Regions from separate parts of the Mus musculus genome. Here region 1 is linked to region 2. The links are chromatin loops, found by intact Hi-C in ENCODE. Cell type or tissue: left cerebral cortex. All regions are shown on one strand. Each heading gives the region's core, and the rest is flanking DNA. Links, peaks and the distances in the headings are about the cores only. Region 1 overlaps Gm33897 (a long non-coding RNA gene). Region 2 has its middle 44 kb from the start of 4930556N09Rik.

Region 1 (11,567 bases), core at 2,254-10,253, 350 kb before region 2:
GGAGGAAGGAGAATCTGCACACACAGATTCATCTTCTATACATACCAGCCTGGATTACCAAAATGAAACAACGAGAAATTGGGAGAACATAGTGAGCAAGTGGGCTACACAACAAAAAGGTCAAATGCCCCGCGCTGTACTTCAGAACACGGATGGCCAGTCTCCCTTGTTAGTTCTGGTCTCGTGCTCAATTTGGGCCATAGTAAACACGGGAAGGCACACACAGCCAATCCTAGAAGGTGCAGAGGTTAGCACACTCTGGCTTTGTCTCTTCATGATCCAGATGGCACCAGATCTCCCAGAGCTGCCATGCTTTTAGAAATATTCCCAGAAATTATTACGAGTTTATGAAGGATGACAAAACCTCTTCAACTTCCGATGCAAACACATTTGCGACAGAAAATGGATTAACTTCTGATTCCTGTATGTTCAAACCCTAGTTCAGCTTTTTCATCCACCTGGGCATAACAGTGGGGCCGAGTTTTTCCTCCTCCTGATGTCCTTTGTTCCCTCCTTTCTATTTCCTTCACTTGTTTCAAACTACGGGCAAGAACCAGTCTCTTCATGCATGTGAATTTCCCACTGGCAGGATCCCAATGCTCAGATTCACTGTTTCCCCAATGAGACTCATTCTCTGCTCAGCGTGTGATAGAAGCGCCTGGTCCTGCTTTAGCCCTGCCTGGGCCTGTCCTAGCAGCTTGTACAAATGTAAACACAGGCACTACAACTGTGGCTCACTGTGGAGGGCGGGGCTAGGGGCCAGGGTCCAAGACACGCCCAGAAATGCTCTCCCTCCCTTCGGGTTGCTCCTCCCACAGCCTGCTTGTTTCCAGAGCTTTACAGTGGAGCCACAAAACAGGAGGGTTCTATGGGGGTAAAAATCCGCCTGTTCTGGGCTGTGGCAATTTGCAAGTCCGTGGTATTCGTCCCTTTAACAACTTCCTGCAATGACATTTCTGTCAGGATGATGGGCAAATATGTGGTCAAGGCTTTAAATGCCAGATCCACACAGTTCATTGTTTTTACTAGCTCGCCTCCAGGAGTGGACCTTGATACCCACAAGAAGAATTTAATTAATTAGGCTGTGCTATGTATCTGAGTGCTTTTCCACATTTCTCTATTGTCTCATTTGCAACAAAGGTGCAAATCGCGGCCTTTGACATTTCCGCTGGAAGGAGCTCTCTCAGAGAACTTCATGAAACCAACCTCACCACTCTGGAACCGTGCAAGGAAAACCAGTGTTTTAAAACCATGGTAGACTTGAACACGTACTTCCCTTGCATGACATGAAACACAGAGACAACATACTTACATGGTTCAGGCCAATGAGAACAAATTCCTATCTGTCAAAACCACACAGGCAAACAAGAAGAGCCAGCCCACAAGTTGTCTTTAGTGTGACCGGAGGAACAACAGTATTTTACTCTAGTCTGTATAGTAAAAGTTACTCTTAAAACTCAGTATCACCAGACACTATGGTTTGGACATTGCTGTCTCTGGTCCTTTAAAGAAGGCTAAGGAAAGGTTCTCCATTCTCTTTTAGAAAAGATGAGATAATATTGGATTGCATGGATATCTGCTTAGACACATAGCCACTTTCTGAAAAGAAGAGAAGAGAAGAAAAGAAAGAGGGTATCAGGTTATGTCTTCTTGTGGGAAGTGCTCGTGTCCCACTTTCTGTGGCTTCGGCTGGGCTCTAGTCCCAGGATGCTCTCTCCATATCCGGGCCTCTTGCTCATGCGCTCCCCAGTTCTTTCTTGTCCATAGTGAGAGACTCAGGGCTGGATCCATCCACAGGGAGCTTTGATGAGAGGCAGGTTTTACATCTTTGAGAATGTCTGCTAGGATTGTTTTGGAACCTGTTGAAGAATGAGGCGAAACAACAAAACAGAGCCACAAGGTAAAAGACGGGAGCCAGAACACACAGGGTGAGCATCCAGTCTTGAGACTACATTTAAAGTCCCAGATCCGCATGCGGCTAAATTCAACTTGTTTCTGGCGTTTGCGCCTAACCCGTAGCAGCCATTTCTTTGTCGCAGGCAGTTTTAGTTGGGTCTGTTTCATTTATAGCCGCTCAGTCTGATTACTAGCCCGGGTGATAGATAGAGCACCTTCTCATTTAAGTTTCACAAAACTCCTTTTACAGAACGGAAGCAGGTTAAGAAAGGGGCAGGCACATGCATGAAGGTCCTTCTAGGAAGAGCAGCAGATCTAGGTCTCAAACTCATTTATGCTTTATTCTAAAATTCCAGGCTCAGCCTACGGGAGTCAGCTAAGCCAGGCCGTTCAGTAACAGCCAGCAGCTTGCATAGCTTGAAGGGTAATTCATTAATTCTTCGAGTGTTTCTCGAAATGCGTTTTGATCTTATTTGCCTGGTCTCCTATCTCTTTTCAGACCAGTCCTCAATTCCCTACCCACGGACACTTTTTTTTTTTTTTTTAATTTTATCTATCAGGACCAATTTGTGCTGTCCAAATAGTCTTGGATATCTGGAGAGTAGCCACTGGAGAGTGGACTACTTTAGGGGGCGGGGTTGGGGGGGGGGAGGGCGCTACATTCTTAAAGAAAAGGACTCTGTTTTCAGGTTTCAACAGCAGTTGACAGACAGTTGCACTGCTGGTCCCAAATGGTTTATTACTAAGCATACTCAGTCTTAGGGGCGGAGTCCTCTCTGCCCCTTCTTCCCCAGCAGGCGCCTTCTCTCCTCTTTCTGGTCTACATTCTGAGTAGCAGGCATTTTAAACAGAAGTTTCCTCAGTAGCTTTTGCCTCCTCAGGATACCTGTCATCTACGGAGGAGGAAACTCCATCGTTAGTACCAATCGTTAGGCTGGGGACTCCACAGATCAGGCTTGGGGACAAGAGTGTGGTCTATAAACCCGATTGAAGAGGTTTTTATTTTCCATGATAAAGTGCAAACAAGGAGACATTAGCTTGACCCCGTTCCCTCCCTGGGTGTGTGCAAGTTTTATAGAGCACAGAGTTCTGTCTTGAAAATGGAAGAGAAGAAGGTAAACACTAGCCTGGGAACTGAGGTGCTGGCTCCAGCTGGGAGGTCAGCTGTGCACCCATGACACCCGAAAGCTGTGATGTGGTAGATAACAACCCCCCACTGCCTGCCACAGCTGAGCTCCTCCCAAGAAGGTGCAGCTCAGCTCCGTGAGACCCAGGAAATGGGTCACTCAGCCACCTTCTTTGTCCCTCTCAGCCTCTTGTTGAAATCCTTGGGGGATGTTTTTGAGAGAGTAAGACGTTCCTTGGAGTTTTGTGAATTGCAAAATGTTCAAAAACAGACAAAGGAAAAGTCACAAGCTTTTTGCATAGAAGGCAGCTGCTTTGTGGACCTGTGGGGTTAGGTAAAGAGATGAGGGGAGACTGGGGCCAGGTGTGCAAACAGTCCAGTCCTCAAAAGCAGTAAATGTAAGTGAAGTGACGGACCTCCCCAGATACTGAGATTTCTGAGAGCTGACTGTCCTCTTCAAAGGGCGAAGCTGAGCAGCCTGGGAATGGCTTTTAGGCTATACATTCATAAGCTTTTCAATGAGCTCTGTCGACAGTGTATCTCTTCCAAGGATATATACCCTTGATAAGGAGTAAAATCTTGCTCCCACTCTCAGGGAGCCAAATCTAATATTAGTTCCTTGTGTCTGAGATCTGGAATGGGTAGGGAGATTAAGAATGATTTCTGTAGGTCTCGTAAAACCAAAGCATTCACTTTTTTTTTTCTTCAATGAGTTGCAAAAGTCCCTCTATTTTGCTACCTAGGAGCCAGCACTCGCTGCTTTCTCAGAGGGCGTGAGTTTCAGTTCTAGCATCCTTACAACCAACCAGGCAGGTGACCTGTCCTCTCTCCAGAAGCATCTTTGGCTCTTAGGGTGTGTAGGCATGTCTCCAAGGCAGGTCAGTTCTCACCCATAGAGAGGGGTATGATATAGCAAGTGGAGAGTAGATTCTTAGGATAGAAATAAGTCTGGGTAGACGTGGTCCACACTGAGGCATCAGCACTAAGTCCTAGCAGATGCTTAAAAAAAAAAAAAAGATTCTGGAGATGTTTGTCGAAGTCTTGAAGACTGAGTTGTTCAAAGAAGAGAACTGCAAAGGCCACTGTAGACCCTTCATATTAAAAACAAAAACAAAATAACTGTCTGTTCAGGTACCCACCATATGTATATGGTAGTGTTCAAGATTCAAAGCTCTGTAAAAGCCCATAGTTTCTTTCAGAGATGAAACAGAAAAAAAAATGCAAATATAGATACTTAAACACACCACACATGCAGGTAGTGCATAGTCTCCTCTTTTTACCAGACAGGTCAATCCAATGCCTATTTACTCTGAGTCATTTAACTAACAATGATGTATGGGGCAAAGCCAATACTTTTCAGACATGGTGCCAGGCATGGAACAAATAATCAGAGCACATCGTTTGTCTTGGAGATGGTCTTGACTTCATAAACACACAAGGGAGGAAATGACCAGCTCTCTCCAGATAGAAGATGTGCCAGGAAATCTTCCCAGAGAAGGTGGAACCTGTGCAGGGGGCATAGAGGTGGTGGTGGTAGTCGTCATGAGATCGTCTTTGTAGAACAGGGCACTAGCTTGACCTAAGGCTCCTTCAGGCCTGCTGCATCTGCATAGTTTGTAATTCACTAGTGCCGACTGAAAGGGAGACGTGATGTGGTATGAATTCATGATCTGACAGCCTCCAAATCATGCATGATTTTAAATGTCTGTGCTTTGGGGATCGGGATGCACCTTAGCCTGTAGAGTGCTAGGATAGTATACACAAACTCTTGGGTTAGTTCTCCAGGACTGTATCCATCTGGCATGGGTACCTCTGAAATCCCAGCACTAGGAGGTTGAAGCAAGAGGGTTAGAAGTTCAAAGCCATCCTCAGCTGTGTAGTGAATCTGAGAGTACCCTGAGCTACCTGGGACCCTGTCTCAAAAGAAGGAGAGAAAAGAGAAAGAAATGTTTTACCTTTCATTTTGAGGAAAAGAACTTTACTCAGCCTGAAACCCCAAACTCATAAACACATAACAGCAGAGAACAGGGTTCTTGGAATTAAAGCACCGGGTGAGGGGGCAGACCGGGTTTTCGTGACGCACACACATGTAGAGCTTATGCTGTAGGAATCCACTTTACAAACAAATGATCCAGAATAATACAGAATAATAATACAGAATAATACAGAAACTAGCAATTTTGAGGGAAAGAAAGAAAGAAAGAAAAAGGAAAGAAAAAAGAAAAAAAGAAAAAAAAAAGAAAGCTCTTCTAGCTTCAGTTTTCAAACGCTTTCTTTTGAGAGCCCATTAGTCATAAAGGTGTTTCCATAGCAAATGTGTGTGGGATGCTCTCAGCATTGCTGGCAATGGTTCAAGGGAACCTCTATCATTACTCCCCCCCCCCCCCCCAGCAGTGTGGCTCATAAGTCCACAGCGCTATTCCACCTTTCCGGTAGGACAAGGTTTAAGGACCTGAAAAAAAGGCAAGGTGAAGACCTGGAGGAGGAGCACAAACCAAGTAACAAAGGGAAGATAAAAGTGGAAATAACAGCTCAGTGTGAATAATAGGAATGCAAATGGTGCTGCTAAAATAGGAAGGAACATTACTTTCCTAAAATGCAAAGCAAAGGAAAAATTGTAGTAACGAAGCGTTTTGCCTGGTGAGATTGTACACTGCGCACACCTCTCCAAAGTGTAGCCACCTACTCGAAGTTTCCCCAGCGTGAGGCTGGCAGGCTGTGAACTTGGTGACTCATTTTAAGAAGGTTTACTACAGAGTTCCAATCTTCTTTAAAAAATAAAAAATAAAAAAAATATCTTTCATGTTTCCTTCCAGTAGCTGCCCTGCTGATGGTCCAAAAATACTCACTGGAGCTAGGAAGAAAAACAAATAACTAGTAAGTGTATGCAAAGATGTCTGGGATTTATTGTTTGGTTAAAAAATATGATGGAAAAATGTATCTGGTTAAAAAATTATGGTGGAAAAAATATATCTGATATGCCAATCTGCATCTAAGAAAAGAAGTAATCAGAATATAAATGTTTTAAATAAAAATACTGTAGGGAAAGTTTATTTATGGGGATGTGAGGAAGTGGGGGAGAAGAGATAGAATTAGAAACCAGAGTCTGACTATAGTTTGTTTTCATTTTGAATTCAAATGCTGTGAATGTTTAATGTGATTATAAAAAAAATTAAGTGTAAAACAAAGTCGTCTTTAAGAAAATTGAAAGCTGAAAAGACTCAACGGGGACCAGATTCTCAAATTGGTGTCACGATCATAGCTAGGAGTTACTGCTCACAGCTAGGAGTTACTGTGATAACATAGTCTATAGAGACAACCTCAGGAAAGAAATATCCTTAACTGTTACGGGAATGTGAATTAGTATAACTGATATGAAAGGACAGCTTGAAGGGTCCTTACAAGACTACAAGGAGAAATAGCTTTTAGCCCAGCAATCTCCTGGCTGTCTTGTACCCAAAGGAAGGGAAATCAGCACATCAAATAAACCTAGCTCTCTTGTGTTTATTCCCCTGCCTTTCACAATAGCAAGATTCAGAGTCAACTTAGATGCCCATCACAGTGATAAAGATGTAGATACACATTGGTATATATGCTTCAGCCTTAAAAAGGACAAAATCCTGACACTTGTGGCCTTGTAAATGAGGTCAAATTATATATATAATTATGTTAAGCAAAAGAAACTTGACACAGAGGGACAAAAGTCACACTCCAAGGCAAGTTTGATTCACAGAATTTCATTCACTGAATTGATTCATAGAAAAAAAAAAAAACAAAACAAAGTAGAGTTGGTGTTATCAGAACAGGAAAAGCCCAGGATGATATTAATGGGAAAATTATAGCTGCATAGAAGGAGTAAGGGCTAGAGAGATGGCTCAGCGGTTAAGAGCACTGACTGCTCTTCCAGAGGTCCTGAGTTCAAATCCCAACAACCACATGGTGGCTCACAACCATCTGTAATGGAATCTGATGCCCTCTTCTGGGGTGTCTGAAGATAGAGATGGTGACTCACATAAAATAAATACATTTTTCAAAAAGGGAGTAGGTACAGTTGTTCTGTTGTCCTGTATGGGTCCAATAGACCACAATGATTTACTGTATATTCTGAAAAATCTAGAAGAAAAAAAATTTAATTAATTTTAGGTCAGCACCCTCATGTATATGTACCCCAACACTCTACTCTCAGGCACTCTTCTCCCATTCCAGCTGGTTTTCTTTTAGAAGAGAGAGTTTTGAATGTGCTCTTCACAAGAAAATGGAAATGGTGGGGGGTGAGAGTTTTGTCACTTATTCTGAGTTGTTCATACAATGCACCATAAAAATGTTTAGCAAAACATAATTGTCGTAATAGGAAAAGCATTAAGGAGATCTTTAGGCCTCTACACCCCTTCCATCTTTTCTTCTTTCCTTCTTGCATCTCCCTCCCTCTGTCTCACACTCTTTCTGACTGCTGGCATGCTATGGGGGTAAAACAGATGAACTAGGATTTTTGGCATAGAAGATTTAAGACCAAAGTCAAATCCTGCAGTCTGCGGGTTTGCAGTATGCTAGTCATTACCAAGTGTCACTGAGACAGATCTTAATCTAGAAAAATATTGATTCCCTAGACCTTCCCACAAAGGGGATTTTTGAAATCACAACAGGCAGCTGAGAGGAGAAGCCATAGCGTTTGTTCATTTCCAAGGGTCAGAACTCAGCGTCGACTAGAGTCTTTACCGTGTTCCCCACTCAAAGGGACTAGAGTTGCTTGTCGGGGGTGGGGTGGGGTGGGGTGGGGGTTGAGGGTGGGGGACTGTTCACAGACATGGAGGCTGGAGTTATGTAGCAGGAACTTAGAATCATTGATCATAGCAAGGGTAGAGAGGCGATGAACAACATGTGGGTTATATCTATAACTGAGCTGACTAGGTAGACTGGACATTCCATATGCGGTAATGTAATAACGGTGAGGAGCTGACGCATGTCAAACACATTTACATCGATAGGTGTTAACACAGACACACAGACACACACACAGACATACACACACACACACACACAGAGAGAGAGAGAGAGAGAGAGAGAGAGAGAGAGAGAGAGAGAGAAACTAACACAACCCTTCTAAACTGGACTGTTGGGGATCTTTAGGTGCTGTCAGGGAAGCAACTCCCAAGTGTAGAATCTAGAAATGAAGTGGGAAAGACTCCATGCGAATTCCCTTTCCTACGCAGGTCACTATAGGCAAACCAGATAGCAAGTGTCTTCCTCAAAAAACAAAGTGAATTTAGATGATTAGGGGATCAAGAACCTATTAGGGGACTGCATAGTTATCAGAACTTTGTCTTACTGTTTATTGTCTTTAGTGATGACAAGAAATCATGGATCTATTTAAAAGGAAACTCTTCTTCTCTTTCACAAATGTGTATATGCGTGTGTGCATGTGTACTTACACATCTCTTTAGGTATTTGTATAATGATACAAAGTCCTTGTTTAACTTCAGTATAATCTAGTTATGTGGAGGGTGAGGATCTAGATAAGGATGGAAATAAAACAGAACTAACTTGGGACTTCAAATTACTGAGGCTTATAAATGGTGTTTATGTTATTCTGTGTGTGTGTGTGTGTGTGTGTGTGTGTGTGTGCATTTTTGAAAAATTCCACTTAGAAATGTTTTTGAATCATCCAATCAATGGTTCTGTTCTTTTCTGGGCCCTGTAATCTAACAGTCCTGTTTCCCACTGCCCTTGTGTGGTCACATGAGAAGCTCTGGAAACATGCTTAGAAACAAACAAGCCTGCTACTGTGGTGGGCAGTGTTTCTCTAGAACTCTTCAAAAGTTTTTGTCCTGGATAAACACTGGACAGAGGGAGAGATGAATTCTTTACAGTGTTCGAGCCCCGAGCTGGTAGTGTCTTGGCAGGCGTGAGCTTTTGGACATCTGATGTCTGGAGCATTAGAAGAGCTTTGCGCCTGTTGCTCCCCTCTTCTAGCAGGAAGAATTGTCAGAAACAGCATCTCATTCATGGCGTGCTGGGGTCTCCTGACTGATTACACCCTCACTGTAGGAAGACTGACTGCTAGGGATTTAGCAATTAGCTCGTGACTAAACTTTATTCCGCAAGCATTTGAAATTTCTTTATCAACCAAACTCAGTTTCAAAAAATTGCACGGAGTTACTCCAAAAATATTTCTGGTTATTCTTAAGTTTTTTTTTCTTTCTTTTTGTGTAATCTTTCATTTGCAATACATTTTTATATGACTTCATTGGTATTTCCCCACCATTGTTTAAATCTTAAATGAAACAACTATTTGTGCCTTTGGCCTCTTGAATTTAGTCTTTCTTCCTTCTGACATCTTTTCAATTTCTTTATAATTTTCTTCTAATTTTCATGTGTTTGTGGTTTGGGGGTTGTTCAGTGTGTGTGTCTCTGTGTGTGTGTCTGTGTGTGACTGTGTGTGTGTGGTTGTGAATGTATGTGTCTGTGTGTGGGTGTCTGTATGTGTGTGTATCTATGTGTATGTTTGTGCATGTGTCTATGTATTTGTGTGTTTGTGTCTATGTGTGTCTGTGTGTGTATCTATGTGTGTGTGTCTGTGTCTTTGTGTATGTCCCTGTGTTTTTGTTTGTCTGTGCCTATGTGTCTGTGTCTTTGTCTCTGTATGTGTCTATGAATGTGTGTCTTTTTATATGTGTCTTGTATGTGTGTCTGTGTATATGTGTGTCTGTGTGAGTCTGTGTGTGTCTGTGTGTTTCTGTGTGTCTGTGTGTATGGGTGTCTGTGTGTCTATTCATCCAACTCTAGGGACCCTTTTGTTCCTTCTTCCCCAGAACTCGGGTAAAGATCCCAACTGTTTATATGGGTGCTGGAAATCAGAACTTGGGTCGTTATTCTCTCTCTCTCTCTCTCTCTCTCTCTCTCTCTCTCTCTCTCTCTCTCTCTCTCATCTCTTACTGACTGAGGCATCTCCTTAGTCTCTCCTCTAACTCTCATGTGATTTCAAGCTTGTGTTTCTTTTAAAAAGGTTTCTCTTCCTGCAGAAAGAATTCCTTCTTATATTTTGCTAGTTTCGTTTTTATAAAGCATCTAACATCTGATTCTTGTTTCATGGATACTTACTGCTACCGAATGTTGTTCTCTAAGTGCACTGCTCCTGTCTTTTCTTCTTGCAGCGCTAGAGATGGAACCTGATGCCTTTTGCATGTTAGGCAATCACTTTACCACCCAAAGGGTTTTCTTCTGCTGTCAGTTTCCTCTGCATTTTGCTTTTCCTTTCTATGTTGGAAGCTTCCTTTAAATATCTGCTGACCCATGGGATTCTCTAAATAGCTGACTGAATATTGTATGGAGACGCTAAAAGAAAAATTATTTTGATGCAGGGTCTTACTTTATAGCATGGGTCTAGCCTCAGACTTGCTGAGATCGTCTGGCCTCAATCTCCTGAGTGTGAGGCGAGGTCTTACTGAGCTCTTGGTTTTCTAGGGAGTAAGTATTTACTGGAGGCTTCTAAGGGTGGTATTACAAACGCACACCCATTTGCTATGACTTAGTTATTACAAACGCACACCCATTTGCTATGACTTAGGCATAACTGAGTCAGAGGAGGTAATCCAGAACCTCAAAATGCATGAATGATAATGGATTCACGTAACAGCAGCGCACCTACTGGCCATACTCAGCTCTCTTGGTTCTCATGGATGATGATAACACTATCTCAGAGAGGACCTCTCCATCTCTGCTATTGGATGAAATGGATTAAGAATCCTGTTGCTACCTAGGGTGGTGGCACACGACAACGCCAGTATATAGAGTCAAAGGCAAGTGGATTTCTGTGATTTTAAGACCAGATCAGTAGACAAAGCTCGTTTCAGGGCAGTGTTACAGGGAAACCCTAGCTTGGGGGCAGGGCAGAGCAGGGCAGTGCAGGGAAAGAAATCCTCCTGAAATAGTTGAAGGGATTCACAAATCTTGGAATGGAGATTTCATTTGATGTATCCACTGTGCACAGAACTTTTCAAATTTCATGTTGCAGACCTCTCCTTTCCTGTGTCTTTAGGCAATCACCAAGCTCCAGGCAGAGAGAGGATTTTCAGGGTCTGGTACTATCGCACTCAGACTTCATGCCTGTGTATATGTTTAATTTCCCTTTAATTCTTTTAGTAGCATCATAAAAGGAAACAAAATAAACAGTGAGTTTAATCTATTCTGTTTTAACTGGAAGTTTTACTTTTAACCTCGTAAGGTTTTGGAACATAATTAGCTTTGACTGCAGAGTTTATCAGCATTTATAGGTTTCTCAAAAGCAAAATGAAGGGCACATTCATTTTCTTATGCTTCGCCAACTACAAATTTGGGATCATTTGAAATTTTAATTCCAAATTATAATAAAATAATAACTTTAGACTCCGCATCAGTGATTTAAAATGATTTAAACTGAAGTGTGCCTTTATTTATTTTTTTTCTTATATGGAATATTTTCTTCTCTTGGCTTCTCACTTTTATTGGGACATGCATTTCAGTGCATGTTGACTCAGATTTTAAGATCTTGTCTGCCGTGACAATGGGG
Region 2 (11,567 bases), core at 1,179-9,178:
TTCCAGTCCTGAAATATTCTTCTCTTTGTCAATTAGCCATGCTCTTTTTATTAGAGAACAGCATTTGAAAGCTAAGATCTGAATGTTTGTTTTGCTTTTTGGTGCTGGGGCATCTGTTTCTAGCCCCTGTGTGCAGACAGAGAAGCAGGGCAGCTTTCATTACATTGCACCTCCTACATGCCAGACAAGATATAGGCACTATATATCATTTTATCTTCTCAAGGCAGTTTTATAGAGGTAGGGTTTATTAGACTCGTTTTACAGAGAAAGTAAGAGACTCCAATTACATACTATAGAACAAGGAGGAGAAAGAGCTACTGATAGAAGGTAGGTCTCTGGCCAGCAAATCACTTTAATTTTCCTTCAAATCAATAGGAATAGCCAGTTTTTATCTACTGCCCATTCTGTGTTCCTTTTTTCCTATTCTTTGCTTATTATTCTTTGCCATTATCCATTCCTTCTATTGTGCCCTACAGAGATTTGGTCTATATTGGTTAAATTCAGTCTGTAGAACTAATATCATCTTTTAAGTAGGTTTTAGTTCAATTATTAATCTTGTTATAAGATACACACTAAGAAATACCCTTCACAAAAAAAAGCATTTATAATTCTTTATTCATCAATATTCATCATATTGTACCAGTTCCAGTTTCAGGTGCTGGGTAGAATGATTAGTAAATTCCCCAAAAGTCCCACCTTCACAGAGCTTATGGTCTAGTTCTGAACAAAAGCTAACAGAGGTGAAAGATAGTAAGGGAATTCAATAGTTTATTTGATGCCCTGTGATAAAGTCAAGTAAAGAAGGGGCTGAGAAGAACTGGAGAGACTAAATTTTCAGTGAGCTGGTAAGGATCAATATGATAGCTGATGAAGGATGACTTGAGAATACCTGCATGAATAAATGAAGGAAGGGCACTGTGTCCAGAGAGAAAAACTGAGCCATGACTGTTCATGATTTTTGGAAATATAGAGTGAAAGGACCGAGAAATGAAAGCCGGGAGTGAGGCTAGCCTGGTCTACAAAGTGAGTTCCAGGACAGCCAGGGCTATACAGAGAAACCCTGTCTGGAAAAACCAAAAGAGAGAGAGATAGAGAGAGAGGGAGAAGTGTAACACACATGGAACTTTTAAAGCAGTTACAAAGGACGTGGCTTTTCCTATTCATAGTATGGATGATTATTTATTTATCTATACATTTATTTATTTATTGTTTGTTTGTTTGTTTGTTTGTTTGTTTGTTTTTCGAGACAGGGTTTCTCTGTATAGCCCTGGCTGTCCTGGAACTCACTCTGTAGACCAGGCTGGCCTCAAACTCAGAAATCTGCCTGCCTCTGCCTCCCAAGTGCTGGGGATTAAAGGTGTGCACGGCACGGAAGGTTTATAGAGTGCTTTCAATAGAGATATTACATGATATTTCTTTATAGAGAAAAATAAGACAAGATTGAGCCCAAGAGAATTGGGCATGGCTTGATATGATTCAACGATAATTTGGAACTACTTAGTAAATTGAGAGACAGAGGAAGATCGTCAAGATTCAGAGATACAACTTGAGTGAAGAAGATTTTCTTCATTATCAAGAACGGTCACAATTCAAAGCTCTTGCTCTGAAAGAGTGGAAAGAGGAGTTACTACTGTTTTAGGAAATGTTTTGAAACAGTAACTTCTCAGCTCAGGTTTGTATATGGTGGGTACTAGATCCACATGGACTTACACGATACAGCCTTTGTGAGCATCGAGGGTCCAGACATACATATATTTTTGAGCTTCCTTTTGGCAGACCTCAGTGTGTCAAAGCCACGATTAGCCTTTGTGTGGAGAAGAGACTGCATGAGAAGGCTGGGCAGTCTGAAATAGCAACATCAAAATGAGAAATTCAGGGGCTGAGAAGCTCACTCAGGAGTCAAAAGGCTTGTCACTTCTGTGTTAGGATTGGAGTTTGGATCTTGCCCAATGTAAATGCTCCATGTGTCTGAGCCCTTCTGGAATCCCAGCATGAAAATATTGAGACAGGAAGGTCCCCAAAGCAAGCCGCATCAGGGTCTCAGTGAGAGACCATGCATTACTAGATAGATAAACATGAGGCTGGGGATGTTTCCTGACATAAATGGCCAGTGTACACACACACACACACACACACACACACACACACACACACACGAGAGAGAGAGAGAGAGAGAGAGAGAGAGAGAGAGAGAGAGAGAGAGGGAGAGAGAGAGGGGAGAGAGAGAGAGAGAGAGAGAGAGAGAGAGAGAGAGAGAGAGAAAGAGAAAGAGAGAATGAAAGAGAGAGGAAGGGGAGGGGAGGGGGACAGGAAGGGGGAGGGAGGGAGAGACAGACACACAGAGAGAGGAATGTAAAAATAAAAACAAAACAACAAATATATTTTTTAAATTATGAAAGAATAATTCCATAAGAATCTATCAGCATTTGTGAAAACCCACCTGGAATCATCCAACTGTAAAGATATTAGTATGCTAAAAATGTACTTTCCATCTTCCTTCTGTACTACAATTTAATGGTCAACACAAAGCAAACCCAATAGTGATTTTGAAGGTCCTTTTTGCCCTTTTACCCTACAGGTCTTCTGAACATAAAGTATGGTTTCTGACTTAGTCTTTCTGTTGGAATCCACCGTGTGCCAAGGCATGTGTCTCTGTCCTTGTGTGTTTGTGTGCCTTTTCCTTGGCCCCTTTTCTTTTCTTGGCTTTGTCTCTTTTCTCTTATTTTGGTTTGTTTGTTTTGATTTTATCCTTTTATTTTATTTTGTTGTATTTGAGTATTTTTTAGATGCCTGATTTCTAATGAGAAAGAGAGAGAGAGAGAAAAGAGTGTAGATTTGAGCAGGAGGGGAGGTGGGAAAGATCTGGAAGGAGCTGAGGGAGGGAAAACCATAATCAGAATATATTATATGGAAAAAAATCAATTTTGAATCAATAAAACAAAAAAAATTGCTTTATTTTTCTCAACAACAGGACTTGATGATAATTTTGCATTTATCCCAAGCCCACTTTGTGTGCTGATGAGCATTTGTGTTTTCTGACTCCTCGGGTCTGAGTTGCGTTCTGCCTTTCCTAGGATCGGCTCTCACTTAAAAGGCTTCCTTCAGGAAGGTCTTCAGATGGTCAGCTAAACAGCTAATTAAAGGAGCAATTGCCAGGTAAGGTGGGACCTCGTGCACAGCCACCAACCATGGGTTGATAAAGGTGCAAATCTTGATGGGGAGAAAGAATGGTCTCATCAGAGTTTGCTACAGGGAGGTGATGAATCTTTCTTAGCGCCATGGCAACCACAAAAGGAGGGTCCATTTCTGTGATCACTTATGCTGGATATATGAGAAAAGTTCACATACATTCTTTAAAAAAAAAAAAAAAACCTTTTAAAAAGATTTATGTGTGCTAGTGTTTTGCTTGCATGTGTGGATGCTTTTTCCACATAAATGGGGGATCAATGTAAATGTGCCTAGAAGGGTTTGGAAGTCCCATCAAATGTTCCTAAAATGCCTGACAAGAACAGTGTCTTCTTCTTTTGTGAACTTCAGGAGGACTCGACAATCATGAAATTAAGACACTGCTGGCCTTTGGACTTGGAAGAGACATTTATTACTTAAGCCTGGTTTCATTAAAACAACTAACTACGTTGTTGTAAAAGGGGAGCATCAATGAAAGCCTTTACTCATCGCCTTTTCACGCACATATGTACCATCTACCTGCATACCTGACGCCTGCAGAGGTAAGAAGAGGGAGGTAGTTGGTTGGGAGCCACCCTGGGAATGCTGGGAGCCTAACCCAGGTCCTCAGCCAAGACAACAAAGTGCTCTTTACCACTGAGCCACTTCTCCAGCCCCTCACATTTATATTCTTCAAATATGCCTGTAGGCTTTCTCATTCCCTTTTGATTTCTGTTTTTAAAAATTAGCAAGCTTCCAGGAGGCTAATCCCCCTTAATTCTCATGTGGTTTAAATTAAATCTTAGCCTGGACATAAGCTGTGAATACTTTTATAAACCAGGAGCTTGGAGGGTAGATACAATTTTAAATTGAACTTTTTAATTTGTTTCCTGGCAATGTCTTTTTTTTTTTTTTTTTCTTTTTCTGGGCCTGAGGAATTTGACAGTGCCAAGAGTTGTGAATCAGTCCAGATCTCAACCAGATCTCAACCAAAACTGGCATGATGGGAAACAAATGGCCTTTGGAATACAAATGATGGAGGTCAGGGACTTGTTTTCTCATCTTCTGGAATGACTTTTGGAGTATGTGTATCAGGAAGTTGAGAAGGTTGAAAAAAAAAAAAAAGCCGAGTAAGGGATAAAATAGAGGGTTCATTTGAAAAATGGCTAAAAGAAAAATGCATTATGTTTAAATGTCTTTTCTACAAAAATTACAAATCATGAGCTGGAGCACAGACTGTGTTGCCATCCCTAGTGGAGAGGTAGATTCACGACAGCAGGAGCGCCGGGAATACATTTCCGTGGACTCCTTATGACTCAGAGTTGTTCATGTTAATTCTGTAATCCCTAAAAAGATCAACTCTATTTCTTTCCTTGGGGGAGTATTTTCAGATGGCTGTTAAAAGGCTTTCTTTTTCTTTCTTTCTCTTTCAACTGCTGGAGAGCAACTAGAAACAAATCTGTTCTTTCAAATAAATGTTCTGCCCATATGTTATTTTTCATGGGAAGCGATGGAAGTGTGAAGTCCTCTATTCTGCCTGCAGTCTTGCTCTGCCTGCCCAACCCCCACCCCACCATATGTAACACATCTTGAGAGAAGGGGAGGGAGGCTGAAAACAGTCCCTTGATCATTTGTGTGTGTGTTATTTGTGTGTTTTTCTAAAACAGAAATGTGGGGGAGGTTACTCATACAAAGAGTAGATGACCACCTCAGCTATTATAGAGAGTGTCCGAGGGAAGGGAATGAGCACTAGAAACAGCAACAACAACAACAACAAAAAACCATGTGATGGTTGTGAACATGAACTACAGTCCTTATATTTTCATTTGGTGGAAGATAGACATGCCAAGGGCTTCAGAAAAAAAAGAAAGTTGTGCATCTATTTGTGGTACCACCACCCACCTGTGTAATTTAAGAAGTTTCCCTGAATAAAGAGGAATGTACAGTGTACTTATGGATAATAATAAATAATCCATGGGCCAGACTGAGCGGAGTTGACCAGAGTAAGGGGGCCAGGCCAACTGGAGTGAGCTGGGTTGACCGGAGTGAGCAGAGGTCCTAAATTCAATTCCCAACAACCACATGAAGGTTCACAACCATCTGTACAGTCACAGTGTACTCATATACATACATACATACATACATACATACATACATACATACATACATACATACATACAGTGTTAATGGGTGAATTTAATAAAACCATTCCAGAAAAGTGATGCGGATATAGTAGGTGTTTAATGCACGTTAGTTTATTTCCTCTCAATCTTTCATAAGCAAAAAAAAAATCTAGTTTCTGTTTATGATTTATGGATTCTCAGCCAAGGCAATGAACAGATCCAGTGCATGTTGGACACTAAAAGCTTTACAGAAAATGTGTTCCCTGCTAGAAAGTTACCTTACGTTGATTTCTTTTAGCAAAACTTCCATACAGCTTGAAAACTTGGGCGTTTAAGTACAGACTGGTATTTTAGGAAAATTTAACCCCAGGTCAAATGTTTTACGTTGGGAAAATAGTCTTTGATGTTTGAAAGGGCCTGAGTGTTATGCCTAGAGCCAAATGTGTGGGATAGTTCACCCTTGCGAATTGAAACATCAAAAAAGATTTGCATTAATTTCCTGCAAACCAAATATGTAGAGTTTCATGCAGCTTTAATTGAAATGTAATAACTGTTTACAGACTTGACTGCACCATCTCCACAGAGTAATTGCCTTTCCACCCCGAGCAAATGGGGGTAATGTAAATGTGCCTAGAAGGGCTTGGAAGTTCCATCAAATGTTTCTAAAATGACTATTATGACTTCTCTTCTTTCCTGAACTCAATAAGAATTGGACTATTATGAAATCGAGACACTGCTGGCCTTGGACGTCAGAAGAGACCTTTACTACTTAAGCCTGGGCTCATTAAAACATGAAACTGTGTGGTTGTAAAAGAGAGCATCAATAAAAAGCAGCCACTTACTGCCTTTGCATACGCTCTGCACTGAGTTTAACAAGGAAGACGCACCTCGGCTGTTTATTCACAGTCTCTGTGTTCTCATCTGACATGGAGAACTGGTCAACTTGAAGTACTCTGTTGCAATGGGTCCTTTGAGACAATGCTAAGGAATCCTTTCAATGGAGAAAATGAAGAGCTCTTCCGCTCAATGCAGTGGAAAAGACAGCTCTTTTCTCTTAAGCAAAACAAAAAATAAAAACAATGAATATTTCAGATACAGCTCAATAAAAGAGAAGGAAGTTTTTGATTCCCCAATGCAAGGGCTTTAGAATATACTCAAAAGTGATAAGACTACCCAGTCTGCTTTTCTGATGTTGCACTAAAACTGATGTGTTAGAATGGCGGGTCATGTCTCAACAGCACACTAGACCAAGACAGTTCCACGTGGAAGAGGTTTTATTGGGAGAGAGAGAGAAAGTGGTGGAAGAAAGAGAAGAAGAGAGAGAGTGAGGGAGGGGCGTTCTCCTTATTTACATGGAAAATGACATAACGCAGGTAAAGATGGGATGTGAGCCAAGTAGATGCTGGGAATATGTTGTAGGTCGCGTAGTTGCCTATGTGATGTCATAGGGTTGGGAGGTCCTGATGCCAATATACCTCCCTTCTTGTTATTGTAAATAGAAGGAAAGAAAAAGAGAGGGGGAGCCGGGCGGTGGTGGCACACACCTTTAATACCAGCACTTGGGAGGCAGTGGCAGGCAGATTTCTGAGTTCGAGGCCAGCCTGTTCTACAAAGTGAGTTCCAGGTCCGCCAGGGCTATACAGAGAAACCCTGTCTCGAAAAAACAAAACAAAGCAAAGCAAAACAAAACAAAACAAAATAACAAAAAAAAAAAAGAGAAAGAGAGAGAGAGAAAGAAAAAGAGAGGGGAGAAGCTGATGGTGAAAAGGGAACAAGGGTGTCATGTCTCAGCAGCTGCTTCCTGCTGTCTAGGGCCGTTGTTCATTTTGGGGTGTAGGAAGGAAAATGTTTATGTTTCTACTCAGAGTTTTGGGGTACACCTATAAATAGAATTGATACAGACAGAATAAAAGGAGAAGAACGTGTTTATGTGCTTAAATGTTATACGTTATTGGTACCTCTGAGGAAGGGAAGACCTAAAGAAGATGAGCAATTTGAATTTTTATGTGTTGAATATTTTGTTTTATTTATATTATGAATATTCCTATTAAAATATATTATTTGTTACAATATAGATATAATATTATATTTATATTTATGGTATGTTTCATTTACACTATAATCTAAATATTATACATATATTTAAAAATTATATGTAATTTATATAAATGTGTATTGTATATTTAGTTATATGAGAAGAAGTAGGAATTGTGAAAACATAACCAAGGCTAGTGAATTGTTGAGAAGTATCCATAAAAATAAAGCCAGCTTACCAGGGTTTTCTCTAAGCAATTCTGTCCACCTTGACTCTCAATCCCTGGTGATAAGATGGCTGCCTTCCATACAGGACTTTATTGGACCTAATAGATTTTTAAAAACATTTTTCAGCTCAAAATAATCCTCATAGCCAAAGGGTATATTTTAAGAGAGTGTATTCTGCTGTCTTTCTGTCTATATTACAAGTTCTGAAAAACAGTAGCTTTCAGCAGTGGTTCTCAGCAAAGGTTAATTATGTCCCTTGGAAGGTGGGAGGTGGAATTGTGGGTCATGTGTCAATACTGATGACATCTGTGGTTGTCATAATGAGTGGAATGCTGCCTAGAGATGCTGCTAAGTACAGGGAAATGCAACCCCACAACTTGATCCAAAATGTCCTCCAGGCCAAAGTAGAAAAAGCATTTCTTAAATATTGTTCATTTCTATTTATTTGTATAGGAAGACTAAAAAAATTTTTTCAGATAATTTTAAGAGCTTTTGGAGTAAAGAAAATTCAATAAATGTCTACTGTTTTAACATGAAAACTATTTCCTATGGATAATATGTTTATCACACTAAGTTTCAGTATAAAACAGGGAAAAGTTAGTGTTGTTAATTGGCTCAGCAAAATTTAATGTAAGGGATTAAAACCAAGCATATGCCCAATGGTCAATTTAACGGTACCTTCCCCAAAGATCAGGGGATCTTATAATCAGCTTCCTAACTGAAGTCCTCAGCATCACTCCCTGGAAGATTAAGTGTTGATTTGATCATGTGAAACTCCAAAGTTATAAAGTTCTCTGTATCAGTGATATTCTAAATGTGTGACTGTATAAACCTTTTCTAATTGTTGAATTCAGCTGGCCCGGGGTGGGGGTGGGGTGGGGGTGGTGAGCGTAGGAAGACAACGTGAGGCTTGACAGAAGAATTTGTATTCAACTTCATTGCAATCTCTCCCTCTCTCTGGGATTAATTAGAGCGGAGGATTTCATTTGAAAGCATTCTTTCCCTTATTTTGCAGGTTTCAGTTAATGAATTCTGAAGAAATGTCCTCAGTTTTAGTGTTTGCTGCATACATCTACTCAGTACTACTAGTATGAGGAAGAGGAGGGAGGGGAAGAAAGCACGTTTTAAAAGGACACAGATACTTACACCCAACCATTGGACTGAAGTCAGGGACCCCTATGGAGGAATTGGGGGAAAGACTGAAGGGTCTGAAGGTGATGGCAACCCCATAAGAAGACCAGCATTCTCAACTAACCCTGACCCCTGGATGCTCCCAGAGTCTGAGCCACCAACCAAGCATACACAGGCTGGTCTGAGGCCCCTGACATACATAGCAGGGAGTTGCCTGGTCTGGCCTCAGTGAGAAAGATATGCCTGATCCTCAAGAGACTTGAGGCCCCAGGGGAGGGGGATACCCAGGATGGAGGACCACCTTCTTGGAGGTAAGGGGGAGGAGGAATTGAATGAGGAACCAGGGAGGAGGTTAGGGAAGGGGGTAATGACCAGAGTGTAAATAAATAAAATAATTAATTAAAAACCATGCACATAATAGCTTTCGTTGCTGACCCCTGTCCATCCCATTAAGAAGAATGTATAAGAAGCACCTACCAGTTTTTGCTTATTTTTCTTGACTCTATTACTGTTACTGTGGAGTATGAGGTGTGTTCATGATGTGTGTAAGTGGCACACATATCATGGCTCACATCATGATGTCAGAAGCACAACTTTATGAAATTGAGTCTCTCCATCTACCTTCATATGGGTCTTGGAACTCAGACTCCAGTCACCAGGTTACACAGTGCCTTTACCCAGGAGCCAACTTGTCAGCTCCTGATTTTAAAGTCTGACATTTATTCTAATCATATGTTAAATTTGAGTCAAGTGGCATTTACTATGGAGTTTCAACATTAATGCTCAAAAATGTTAACTTTTTATGATTAAAAATTGCTAAATTCTGGTGACTTATCACTAGGAAAAATGATGAGACGGGCAGTCTTTTAATGTGACTTTAAATAATCTTTAGAAATATGATGTATGCAATAGTTGGAACTTCAGCTTATCCTAATTCAAATTTCTTGAAAACCATTACGTCTTTCTGATTACTAAAATTTCCACCATCAGGACCTTATCCACCCCATCCTCCATACACTCTTACTGTGAAATATTTCTATATTGTTTTAAATATCCCAGAGAAAATGTATTTCAGTGCACGTTACTAAGTTCTGCCAACGTTTTATGCAGTTGGTTTGTTTTGGCTCATGTTAACATGAATATCCTTCTTCTAAGCCTGCTGATTATCTCTCCAATGTAATTCCTCATGATGCTTCCTGATACTATAGTGGTCAGAATCTGCATGAACAAAGGACTTCCCTGGAGTGCCACACACTCCAGGTCCTGTTCTGGGACAACCCACATGGCAGAAAATCTTTTTTTCCTTCTTTTTTTTATTGGGTGTTTATTTCATTTACATTTCCAATGCTATCCCAAAAGTCCCCCACATGCTCCCCCACCAACTCCCCCAACCACCCACTCCCACTTCTTGGCCCCTGTAATGAGGCATATAAAGTTTGCATGACTAATGGGCCTCTCTTTCCCTTGATGGCTGACTAGGCCATCTTTTGATACATATGCAGCTAGAGACACGAGCTCCAGGGGGATACTGGTTAGTTCATATTGTTGTTCCACCTATAGGATTGCAGATCCCTTTAGCTCCTTGAATACTTTCTCTAGCTCCTCCATTGGGGGCCCTGTGATCCATCCAATAGCTGACTGTAAGCATCCACTTCTGTGTTTGCTAGGCCCTGGCATAGTCTCACAAGAGACAGCTATATCAGGGTCCTTTCAGCAAAATCTTGCTAGTGTATGCAATGGTGTCAGCATTTGGATGCTGATTATGGGATGGATACCCGGATATGGCAGTCTCTAGATGGTCCATCCTTTCGTCACAGCTCCAAACTTTGTCTCTGTAACTCCTTCCATGGGTGTTTTGTTCCCAATTCTAAGAAGGTGCAAAGTGTCCACACTTTGGTCTTCGTTCTTCTTGAGTTTCATGCGTTTAGCAAATTCTATCTTATATCTTGGGTATCCAAAGTTTCTGGGCTAAAATCCACTTATCAGTGAGTACATATTGTGTGAGTTCTTTTGTGATTGGGTTACCTCACTCAGGATGATGCCCTCCAGGTCCATCCATTTGCCTAGGAATTTCATAAATTACCCAGCCTGCTTTCTTGGCATCATTTTGGTTTTGTCTTTAGATAGGTGTTCCTAAAGAAGCCAGTCCCTAAACTCTAGCCTTCCTTTCTCTGCTGCGGACGTTTCTGTTGTTTTGCACAGTAGTGGTGGTTGTGCCCATAACACTGGGTCTGCTGGAATAAAACCTACTGATACTCATTGTGGTACCATTAAACCTGAGAATCACAAGGAGAAAAGTTACTATAACCACAGGCTTTTCCACCTGTTCCCCAGTTCCTGAATTCAGAGGCCTATTATTTATAAATAAATGCCTAGGTCATGAGCTAAGCTTGTTACCAGACTAACTCCTAACTCAATTAGCCCTTTTATATTATGCTATGTCTGCCACATGGCTGGTCACCTGTAGAACAACTAATTTATGCTTATCCTTAACTAGCTTACAAACACATGAGACTCAGACTATGGTTATTTTATTTGCCCTTGACAATTCCTGGGGGTAACCCCTAATCTACTTTTCTAACTGCTGCACTGGCTACCTCCCCAGCAGTGCACCCCAGATACTTGCAGTTTCTCCTGGCCCTGAGCTCATGGTCTATCTCCCCTCATGGTGGCTTCCTCCTCTCTCCTCATTCTTCTTCCTTCTCTCCCTCCCTCCTCCAACCAGGTCAGTCCAAACCTACCCCACCTCTAATCCCTCCAGTAAATGGCTATAGCCACCTTTTTTAACCAATAGTTTTAAGTCAAGGAATGAGGTTTGTACAACAAAAGCATGTAAATGGGAGAAGTCACTCATAGGCCTAGACTTTTGGGTATAGGATTTAGCAT

What was found. A loop is a pair of places that touch in the nucleus more often than their neighbours do. Peaks named below come from ENCODE experiments on the same cell type or tissue, not always from the same donor. Only the 100,000 strongest peaks of a DNase experiment are listed, where the experiment ranks them.
Region 1: it touches region 2 in a loop (14-fold over the local background); 3 of 42 quality-filtered maps call a loop at or near these places.

The regions. Positions count from the first base shown.
Region 1 is chr10:96,721,949-96,733,515 of GRCm38, forward strand. Gm33897 (a long non-coding RNA gene) reads left to right here. Exons shown (of 3, transcript XR_871979.1): 3 at 5,839-5,976. Among named protein-coding and RNA genes, the nearest start is that of Gm33897, 12 kb to the left of the region's middle. In left cerebral cortex, for the core only: a CTCF peak has its summit at 6,978 (motif pointing left); a DNase peak (open chromatin) is centred at 5,674.
Region 2 is chr10:97,073,651-97,085,217 of GRCm38, forward strand. No RefSeq gene overlaps it. Among named protein-coding and RNA genes, the nearest start is that of 4930556N09Rik, 44 kb to the left of the region's middle. In left cerebral cortex, for the core only: a CTCF peak has its summit at 4,414; DNase peaks (open chromatin) are centred at 4,493 and 4,668.